2 separate regions of the Homo sapiens genome follow, and region 1 is linked to region 2. Evidence: read pairs that join two places in POLR2A ChIA-PET (ENCODE). Cell type or tissue: GM12878. All regions are shown on one strand. Each heading gives the region's core, and the rest is flanking DNA. Links, peaks and the distances in the headings are about the cores only. Region 1 has its middle 16 kb from the start of LDLRAD3. Region 2 overlaps LDLRAD3 (low density lipoprotein receptor class A domain containing 3).

What was found. ChIA-PET counts read pairs that join two places held together with the same protein. Peaks named below come from ENCODE experiments on the same cell type or tissue, not always from the same donor. Only the 100,000 strongest peaks of a DNase experiment are listed, where the experiment ranks them.
Region 1: POLR2A ChIA-PET joins it to region 2 with 9 read pairs; 2 of 35 experiments call an interaction of 5 or more read pairs at or near these places.

The regions. Positions count from the first base shown.
Region 1 is chr11:35,924,896-35,930,267 of GRCh38, reverse strand. No RefSeq gene overlaps it. Among named protein-coding and RNA genes, the nearest start is that of LDLRAD3, 16 kb to the left of the region's middle. In GM12878, for the core only: no CTCF peak of the experiment used is centred there; no DNase peak of the experiment used is centred there.
Region 2 is chr11:36,108,032-36,113,403 of GRCh38, reverse strand. All of the region lies in intron 4 of LDLRAD3 (low density lipoprotein receptor class A domain containing 3), which reads right to left. Among named protein-coding and RNA genes, the nearest start is that of MIR3973, 100 kb to the right of the region's middle. RefSeq lists enhancers at 1,588-2,111, 3,210-3,389, 3,162-3,685, 4,210-4,733, 4,734-5,259. In GM12878, for the core only: no CTCF peak of the experiment used is centred there; a DNase peak (open chromatin) is centred at 3,225.

The sequences.
Region 1 (5,372 bases), core at 286-5,285, 180 kb after region 2:
TCCGAGTAGATGGGACTACAGGTGTGTGCCACAACACCCGGCTAATTATTATTATTATATTCTGTATAGGTGGGTGTCCCACTCTGTTGCCTGGGCTGCCTTGAAATCCTGGGTTGATGTGATCCTTTCACCTCAGGCTCCCAAAGTGCTGAGATTACAGGTGTGAGCCACCATGCCTGGCCTGGCCTGGCTGCCCTAACTATGGCTGTCATAGAATGGGTGGCTTAAACAACAGAAATTTATTTTCTTACTGTTCTGGCTCCTGGGAAGTTCATGATCAAGGTGGCAGCCCATTTGGTTTCTGGCGAGGGCTCTCCTTCTGGCTTACAGGGGGCCCCCTTCTTACTCTGTCCTCATACAGTTGAGAGAGAGGAAGGAGCTCTTTGCTGTCTCTTCTCATTAAGACACTGATTTTATCAAACCGGGTCTCCCCTACACCCCGTCATGGCCTTATCTAACCCTAATCACCTCTTAAAGGTCCCATCTCCAAATACTATCATTTTGGGGATTAGGGGTCTGACATATGCATTTTGGGGGTACACAAACAGCCCATAACAACATGAATAGCTGCAGGTGACTTGAAATGTTAGAAGCAAAAATAGCCTGGAAAGGCTGGGTGCGGTGGCTCATGCATGTAATCCCAGCACTCTGGGAGGCCGAAGCAGGTGGATTATCTGAGGTCAGGAGTTCAAGACCAACCTGGCCAACATGATGAAACCCCGTCTCTGCTAAAAATACAAAAAATTAGCCAGGCATGGTGGCGCACGCCTGTAATGCCAGCTACTCGGGAGACTGAAGCAGGAGAATCACTTGAACCCAGGAGGTGGAGGTTGCAGTGAGCTGAAATCACACCACTGCACTCCAGCCTGGGCAACAAGAGTGAAACTCCATCTCAAAAGAAAAAAAATAAAGAAAAAGAAATTGCCTGGAAACTTCTTCCCTCATATGCCTGGGGTCTGGGACGGGACAACTCTGAGGCTGGACTCAGCTGGGACCATCAGCTGAAACATCAACACATGCCCTTCCATCCAGCCTGGACTTTCACATTAGATTTTGCAAGAGTCCGCAATAAACCTTTGCTATGCTAAGCCACTAATACTTTGGGTTGATTGCTGCAGTGTAGCCTACCTTATCCTGGACTAAGAATGATTTTCAAGTATACGGTTATTTAATGTAATGAGATAAACCTTGTTAGCCTAGAGGCTAGCCTAAGGAATGTCTTTCCTTTCCACCATAGGCAATCTGGAAAGCTGAGCTTCTGCTCAGCGAGACACGTGAGATACGCATGACATGGACCAGGGTGCTCGCCTTGTCATGCCACTTACAAACAGTGTGGCCTTGGATAAATTACAGAATCTTTCTGAGCCTCAGTTTTCTCACCAGTAAAATGGGAAGATGATTATAACACTTATCTCAGGATTGTGAGAATTAAGGGATAGGTATCTATTATATGGCACTGGGCACAGCATAAGCACTTATTAAATGTTAGCTGTTATATTACTTCCATTATTACTTCTATTATTATTATTATTATTTTTTGAGGTGGAGCCTCACTCTGTCGCCCAGGCTGGAGTGCAGTGGCACGATCTAAGCTCACTGCAACCTCCGCCTCCTGGGTTTGAGTGATTCTCCTGCTTCAGCCTCCTGAGTAGCTGGGACTACAGGCGCCCGCCACCATGCCCGGCTAATGGTTTTGTATTTTTTTAGTAGAGACGGGGTTTCACCGTGATAGCCAGGATGATCTCAATCTCCTGACCTCGTGATCTGCCCACCTCGGCCTCCCAAAGTGCTGGGATTACAGGCGTGAACCACCGAGTCCGGCCATATTACTTCTATTATTATACAGTCCGCAATCTCTTGAGCTGAAGGCTAGGAGGGTGTCCACTATGCACAGTTAAAAAAAAAAAAAAAAAAAAAAAGCTGAATCAGCACATCCAGAGAGAAAATTGAGTATCTTTTGTGTTTGGTTAGGGCTGAGAGAAAAAAGGAGGCTTTTGAACTCCCAAAGCCATAAACGAGAAGTGAGGAGAAAGGCCTCCCCTTTTGATATATTAAATATCTACTTATGTATACACCACCTGGTTCCATATAAGAAGAGAGAGGAAGACAGACTTCATGCCATCTCATCTTCTGGCAACAAAAACAGGTGCTAAAACAAGGACGGGATGTAAAATAGAAGCAGAAAGTGGCTCCCAAAAAAATCTTACCATGGGAACCTCACTGCAGACTCTGGCTGTGCGCTAAGCTCTCTAGCCGACTGTGCAATAAGTGCAGCCGTGGTGGTTACACAACCTCGCAAGGTTGCACAATCCAGTTTAGGTTCTTCATCACCCAGTCACGCCATTGCCAAAGCATGCTCCCAAGGGAGGGGCTGGGAGGCAAGCCGCTGGCAAAGGTGACTTGAGTAAGGTGCTGGGTGTCATGCCTAGCACTGTGCCACAGGGGCTGAGTCACCCCAGAAATTTAAGGTGTGGCCGCCAGGCCCCTGCCAAGGAGGGCCGGGGGACCCGGAAAAGAGAAGAATCCCATTTTTGCCTTTATCACCATCACTCCAATTCAGAGGAGGGTACGTCTGAAAAAAATTCTCTCTAGCTTGCACTTTTTAGGCCGTTTAATTTTTTATTGTTGAGTATGAACAGTGAAACAGAGCAGTTTCCTGTTTCTTGGCCCCAACCCCCCAACCACCGCTGAGAAATTTGAGTTTAAAACTGCCGGAGAGGAACATTTAAATTCTATAAATTAGCTTCACTAAAGATGCTTAAGCATTTATGAAAACATTCCCATTTTACTCTCGGCGTTATAAAATCTTAAAGAAAAAAAAAAATCCCAAATTGCCACGTGAAGCTAAGCTGGCAGAGAGAGCGATCTGCTCAGTGCAAATATGCCAACAGCTTTACAAATGAGGAATATAGAATCAGGATTAAGAGCCCGCAGATCATTTATCAGTGACAAAACAAAGACTCCTAGCCTCTGGACTCAGAGTCCGCGGAGAATCTAATCGGCTACATCGCATGCCCCAGAAGCAGTGTTCAGTGTTAACTCATTTATACCCACATTAATGCTGGCAGCAGGGAACTCCGTTGTGCCTGCCTTGGTGCCCAGAAGAGCTATTTTGGTGTAAAACAGAGCTCGGCTTCAGGGAAAACCTGGGTTTAAATCCTGGTTTAGCTACTAACCAGCTGGTGACGCTGGACAACGAACTTTATCATTAGAAGACTCAGTTTCCTCCTCTGAACACTGGAGAGAATAATAACATGCAGGCATTCAAGAAGGGATAATTTCCCTGATAACCTTCACTTCTAGACAAACACAATAAACATAACCAAACGACGGAGTGGTTCCATCAAATGTACTTTTTTTTTTTTTTGAGATGGAGTCTCACTCCGTCAGTCAGGCTGGAGTCTTGCTCCGTCGCCCAGGCTGGAGTGCAGTGGCGCGATCTCTGCTCACTGCAACCTCTGCCTCCTGGGTTCAAGGGATTCTCCTGCCTCAGCTTCTCGAGTAGCTGGGTCTACAGGCACCTGCCACCACACCTGGTTAATTTTTTGTATTTTTAGTAGAGATGGGGTTTCACTGTGTTAGCCAGGATGGTCTCGATCTCCTGACCTCCTGATCCACCCACCTCGGCCTCCCAAAGTGCTGGGATTACAGGCGTGAGCCACCGTGCCTGGCCCAAATGTACATTTAAATAAACATGTTCGGACACACACCCCCATTCCCACCACGAAAAGGAGAGTGTGCCGAAGAAAGAAAATAAGACTCCAGTTCTTTTTTTTAACTCCTATTATCTACTTTTCTTATTCTTCTGATGACACCTGGGCCTTCTATGGCGCTGGGGTACAAAAAGGTCACAGCCAAAAGCAAAGAGAAGCTGATGACGTTAATTTTGGTTTCTGATTCTGAGGGTTTAGGTTTAGGAATAATTTTGACACTTGGCTTTATAGAAATTTCCCCTTAAGTGCTTACTTTAAAATCTGTGACTTCCCCACCGTGCAGCCCCCAATCCTCTAAACAAACATACCGTTGTCACTACTCTCTTAACCTCCAGGCAGCAGGGCACAGAGGAAGGAACACTGGCATTGTCTGGCTGGGGGACCACAGGCCTTGCTTTGTCGTCTAACTTCCAAGCCCCTTCAAAGAGATTAGAGCCAAAATGGAAGCTCTTGTTCACTACAACTTATTAAAATGCTATATGTGTTTCCAGTTTTATCTGCCTAATTTGCATCTTTTCTGTCCCTCAAAATTAAGTGGTCACCCCAATGGATAAATACCATCTCTGAAGCTATATTCTGAGCAGTGCTTAGAGATTAGACTTTCCAAGGACGAACACCTGGTTTAATAACTATCATTGCCAACTATGCGTTATCACTATTTGCACAGTTTTACCTTTAATATGACACTTTTATTTTCATGGCATTTCATTACAGTCTCCATGGACAATGGCTTAGCAGAGAGGAATTGAGGAATTCTCAGGGATTTTTTTTTTTTTTTTTTTTTGAGATGTAGTCTCACACTGTCACCCTGGCTGGAGTACAATGGCAAGATCTTGGCTCACTGCAACCTCCACTTCCCGGGTTCAAGCGATTCCCCTGCCTCAGCCTCCTGAATACCTGGGATTACAGGCACCTACCACCACGCGCGGCTAATTGTTTGTATTTTTAGTAGAGACGGAGTTTCACCATATTGGCCAGGCTGGTCTCGAACTCCTGACCTCGTGATCCACCCGCCTCGGCATCCCAAAGTGCTGGGATTAAAGGCATGAGCCACTGCGCCCAGACTAGGCATTCTCAATTTTAATGCTTGCTTAGTGATGTGCTGGACCAGCACTTTTCCTTTTTTGTTTTTATTTGTTGAGATGGAGTCTCACTCTGTCTCCAGGCTGGAGAGCAGTGGCGCAATCTCGGCTCACTGCAATCTCCACCTCCTGGGTTCAAGCGATTCTCCTGCCTCAGCCTCCCAAGTAGCTATGATTACAGGTGCACACCACCACACCCAGCTCATGTTTGTATTTTTAGTAGAGACAGGTTTTCACCATGTTGACCAGGCTGGTCTTGAACTCCTGCCCTTGATCAGCACATTTCAATGCAACTTTCTGGGATGCTATGAGGCTTCTCTATCTGTGTTGTCCAGTCTGGTAGCTCCCAGCCATACAGCAATAGCACTTGAAATGTGACTAGCACAACTGAGGAACTGAATTTTAGAAGTATCATCTTTAAATAATTTGCATTTAAATATAATTATCACATGAGACTAGTTGCTACCATATGGCACAGTGAAGCGCTAGACACTACCCACTTAGGACTTGTGCTAGACCAGTGCTGTCCAATGGAAATATAATGTGAACAACATATATAATTTAGTTTTTTCTAGTA
Region 2 (5,372 bases), core at 251-5,250:
TTCTGATGTCTCAGAAATAGTAACCACTGTAGTGGTCTTGGAATTCCTGAGGAGCGGAGAGCTCCCTGTTGGCCTAAACTGCTCATCTCTGGGGTATTCCAAGTGAGAGATCTTTTTCTCATCGAAGGCACTTATTAAGCCATAACCTGCATCTCATTTTAGCCACTTCACGATGGGATCTCTTTGTTATGGCAGCTTACCCTATGTTCTAACTAATACAGAATCCCTGGGCCACCTCAAATATTCCACATTAAGAACCTAATGTGAGAAAGAATCATAGAAGAAACCCTAGAAACTAGATCCCAAAAGTCCCTCAAAAGATGTGCACATATCTGTCTTTCTGAACCTTTTCCCTGTCTTCCCATTCCTTCCTATTTGTCAGAGGTATGCAATGTAGGTCTTCCATGACTCCATGTATGACTGACTGACACTGACCATTCTTGGTAAGAGCTTGCAATCCACTCAAATCAGTTCAAATGAAGGGAAAGGCATACTCTAGAAGACAGAGGCTTCACTGAAAAGGCAGAGATACTGGGCTTCCTGGGGATTTGGGAAAACATCTGAGGAAAAAAAGCAAATACTCTCTCCATCTCTCTTTTGGGGATGGCCACCTCTGGCCTCTTGGGCTGGCCTCTAGGTGGACCAGCACTCTCTACTATGAATTCTGCCTTTCCCAGCTGTAGCTTCTATGTGACTGTGTCCTATCCTACGGAATGATTTGCTTAGCATCCTAAGGCTGATTCAGCCCTGAGTGTCTTTGAAAGAGACATTCTGATTTGCTGCTGGCCAGCTGATAAACAGACTAGCCTAGGATCAATTGTCCACTTAAGGTTTGGTCAACAATGACTGAGATGGCAGGGAGGTGTCTTGGAGAGCAGAGGGCTGCCCCTTCCAAAGGTCATGAGTGCACGGTCTGGAAGTTGCTGAGGACAGGGCAACTAATTTAACATACATTAAGTCCCCTGGCACTCTGGATATATGGGGAATTCACGTTTACTTTTAAATAGAAGGCCTTATGCAACATTTCTCAAGTTAGTAGTGGTCAAAGAGATGGTTGTGTATTCCTGGTCTTTCTCTTCAATTAAAAAATAAGCTACTAGAATGAAGCAGCTCATAGGAATTCTCTTGACTCTCAGCACCTAGCAATGTGCTCTGCAAAAAGGAGGGTTTCAGAGTAGCAGAGGTATCCATGTTGGCTGGATTTTGAAAATCCAGGAATAATGTTGCAACAACAAGCCTGCATTAAAAAGGATGTGCTATGAGGATCCATTTCATAAAGTGTGGTTTGCACAAACTTATTCTCTCTCTATTTCTGCTGTAGAGGTACAAATAAATTTTCTTAAAGAAAAAAAGGAGGGTTTCAATAACAGCTGACCTACTGATGCAAATTTGAGCAGCAGACACATGATAAAGGGCACAAAATCTCAAGGAAGAGAACCAATGGGAGAAGATGGGTAAGTGTCATTTAGAGGCATTCCACAAAATGAACTAAAGATGAACCAGACTGGGCCGGGCGTGGTGGCTCACGCCTGTAACCCCAACACTTTGGGAGGCCGAGGCAGGTGGATCACGAGGTCAAGAGTCCAGGCCAGCCTGGCCAAGATGGCGAAACCCCATCTCTACTAAAAACATAAAAATTAGCCGGGTGTGGTGGCAGGCGCCTGTAATCCCCGCTACTCGGGAGAGTGAGGCAGAGAAGTGCTTGAACCCGGGAGGCGGAGGATGCAGTGAGCTGAGATCGCTCTACTGCACTCCAGCCTGGGCAACAGAGTGAGACTCCATCTCAGAGAAAGAAAAAAAAAAAAAAAAGATGAAACAGACTGATAACATGGTGGGTTTCCAGAGAGGAAAACAAGGTGGAAACAAGAAAGAGCTGCTTGGAGTACTTGGGGGATGTGACAAGAACTGACATATTTGCAACACAGAGCACATTTCCACCTTTCACTGGCCACAAAGCTATCAGGAAGTCAAACTGGGGCCAAAAAAAAAGACATAACTGACCTGATTGAATAACCCAGGTAAGTTTTTCAAGCCACTTGTTGGAAGCAGGAGGGGGAGGATATCCCTTCTATGGTCACTGAGCTTCCCAAACTCTTCTCACCCCTAGAAATTCACAGGTCTACGATTCCCCGATTCCCCAGGCTCATCCTGCCTGTAGGCTAGCAGGGCTCAGTAAGACACAAGGATAAGCAGAATTCTCACGGCATGCAGTGATAACGAGCTGCTCCTATGAATTTCTTTTCCAGGGTTGAACATCTCATTTCTCCTGGGTTTCTTCCTCTGTCTCCACCTTCTCATTGGATCCTGCAGGGAGGGGGCCCCCAGCAGTCAGCCTCAATGCACCCTAACAGTTTCACGTCTCCCACTCCCCACACATACACATGCACACTTTGCTCCAGCCATACAGAATCTCTGTCTTTGGCTATACTATTCCCTCTCTGGCTAGATGCCCAGCCCCACGTTTGTTTTCAGGTCCATTTTTATGTATTTGTAAAGACTGGGCAGCGATTTCATTTCTCTGAAGCCTTGCCATATCCCCCTAGGAAAAACTGTCACTCCTTGCCAGCCTCAAGCTCCCACGGCATGCTGCTCATTCCTCTATTACAGCATTTATCACACTTGAGGGTAATTATCTGCAGGCTATTATGTTTCTCCCTTGCAGGACTGTGAGCAACTTTGAGCTGATCTATAATAGTTTGTATTTCTTCCAGTACCTGGGTGAGACCGGGCAATTGCAGGCACTCTGCAAATGATGTGTGCATGAACGAATGTTAGAAAGACCCAAGAGAGTCAAAGGGTGTTGGGGGTTGGGGAGCTGAGAGCCACAGCAGTCAGTCCATGGAGGGATAAATGTCCCCTCTACAATCAAGCAGCACAACACAGCAGTCTTAGGGCTCCAGAAACTTGCAGAGCAAACTTGCAGAGAGACAGCAAGCCCTACCCCTGATCCCTGACTGCTCTGAAACTCAGTCCTTCCACCTCAGGAGGAATCACACTCTGCCAGGTGTCCAGGATGGACTCCGCCATTCACCGGGGAGAGAGAGCTAGGACAGAGGCAGGGACCAACTGGAGAGGGACAAGGAGGGGAAACCTGCACCTGAAAGAAATGGGGGAGACTAAAGAAACAGCCCTAAAGATTACCGCAGTAACAAAGTTATCAGGAAGCAACTACTGTCTTTGAGTACAGAATCATTCTGACTTGCTTCTAAATGAAAGACGTTTCAGAAATCTTCAAACTCCTGCTGCTGTGGTTAAAGAAAAGGAAGCTTTTGTCATGCAAACACTCTATTACTAAGAAGAAAACCCCACCTGTACACAAAGGCAGCAATCAACCTCTCCCAGCCTCCTTCAGTTTCTTCGAATGGAGTCAGCATTTTTGCCTCTCTCAGCCCAGCTGGGCTTTCAAACTCTAAATTAAAAGTGGAAAAAAGGCTTCCACATTCTTCCTGTTAAATGGACCTCCAGCAGCTTCATTCTATGAAAATCTACAGGAATTCCTTAAGGGTGATGATTCTTTCCTACGGACTCTCTAATGAAGCTCTTGACATCACTTGCAGCCACAAGGTTTGGCGTAAATACTGACCACCCTTCAAATTCCAGGTTGTGACATTTTTGATTGGATCCCCTAAACGCAGACTATTTTTTTTTAAATATAAAGCTTTTTCCATCCATATTTGGAAAACTAAACTAAAATTAGCACTTCTCCTATCACATGCCCTGCACGACTTCTGTAGAAATTATCTCTGCCTGCTTAGTCACTTGGTTCTATTTGGTGACAGAAAAAAGCAAAGATCTCTCTATTCCAAAAGTATAAGCTCTTTTACTCTCAATTACCCAGACTAGTGGGGGGCCTGGAGCAGCAAAGTGGAAAGCAAGCACAATCAGAAAATAATACGGCAGATTCTCTAGTTCCACAAAATTAGTATCCCCATGGTGATAACGCAGCTTGCTACTCTCATCCAGTTTGTCATCAAATCTTGGCGATTCTAGCCTGAAATACTTCCTGAAGCCATCCCCCATATGTTCCCACTGCCCCCACCTTCACGTGTCTTATCCGTGGCTTCCCACGGCCCATGGGAGAGAGCGCAACATCCTTCCCATGGTTTCCCAGGCCCCCAGTCCACGCAGGCCACCACGGACCACTCCAGCTTCCCTGCAGGCTGTTCTTCCCCCGTCCATGACAAAGATTCTCTCCTTGACCAAACTCCACTCCGGTTCTTCTGAGCTCTCTTCTCAAAGAAGCCCTAGCTTTGGGGCTTCTGCGTTCCTCTCTGCATTGTCTGATTCTAGCAAAAGCCCTATGAGTCAGTTTAGCAAAATCCTCCATCTGCCACATGCTCACCCTTGATATCTGATCCTGTTCCTCATCCTCCACCATCCTCCACCATCCTCCTGGCCTGCCTTCAGTGAGAATCCTGTTAGGTCCATTGAGTCAGAATCCCCCCTTACCCTGATGTTTCCTCTTAGTAATTTTCCACCCACTAACCCCACCCTACTGCTTGGCTAAAAATTCCCACTTTTCCTATTATATTTGGAATTGAACCCAGTTCTATACTGAGGTCTCTTTTCCCTGATGGCAACCATTTTTCTAGATAAAGTTTGTTTTTAGTGCTTTACCATCTAGCTCTGGCTTTTCTTTGACATCCACCCCAGGGCAGCCACGTGGATCTGCCAGTTCCTCAAATGCATCACGCTGTTTCTCACCTTGGGATCTGCTTACCTGCCATTCTCTCTGCCTGGAAGGATCCTTCTCCGCTGACCCTCCTCTCTCTTGTCCAGTAACTCTTCCCCATCCTTCTGGTTTCAACTTCAGCATCTTGTCTTGAGAAAGACTTAGCACCCCACTGACTGCCCTGCCATTCACTTCCAGAGTGTCCTGCGCCTGTCCTTGCAACACATTCCTCACGCTACTGACCAACCGAACACCTGCTCTTCCTATAGAATATGAGCTCTATTAGAGCAGAGACCACATTTGTCTGGTTCCCTATTACCGTTCTTCAATTCTAAGATACAATTTTTATTTTACATTTTAACATTCTGAAACTGGAATGCATCTTTTTTTTTTTTTTTTTTTTTTTTTTTTTGAGATGGAGTCTCGCTCTGTCACCCAGGCTGGAGTGCAATGGCGCGATCTCGGCTCACTGGAAGCTCTGCCTCCTGGGTTCACACCATTCTCCTGCCTCAGCCTCCAGAGTAGCTGGGACTACAGGCACCCACCACCACGCCCAGCTAATTTTGTTTTTGTATTTTTAGTAGAGACGGGGTTTCACTGTGTTAGCCGGGATGGTCTCGATCTTGATCTCCTGACCTCGTGATCTGCCCACCTCGGCCTCCCAAAGTGCTGGGATTACAGGAGTGAGCCACCGTGCCTG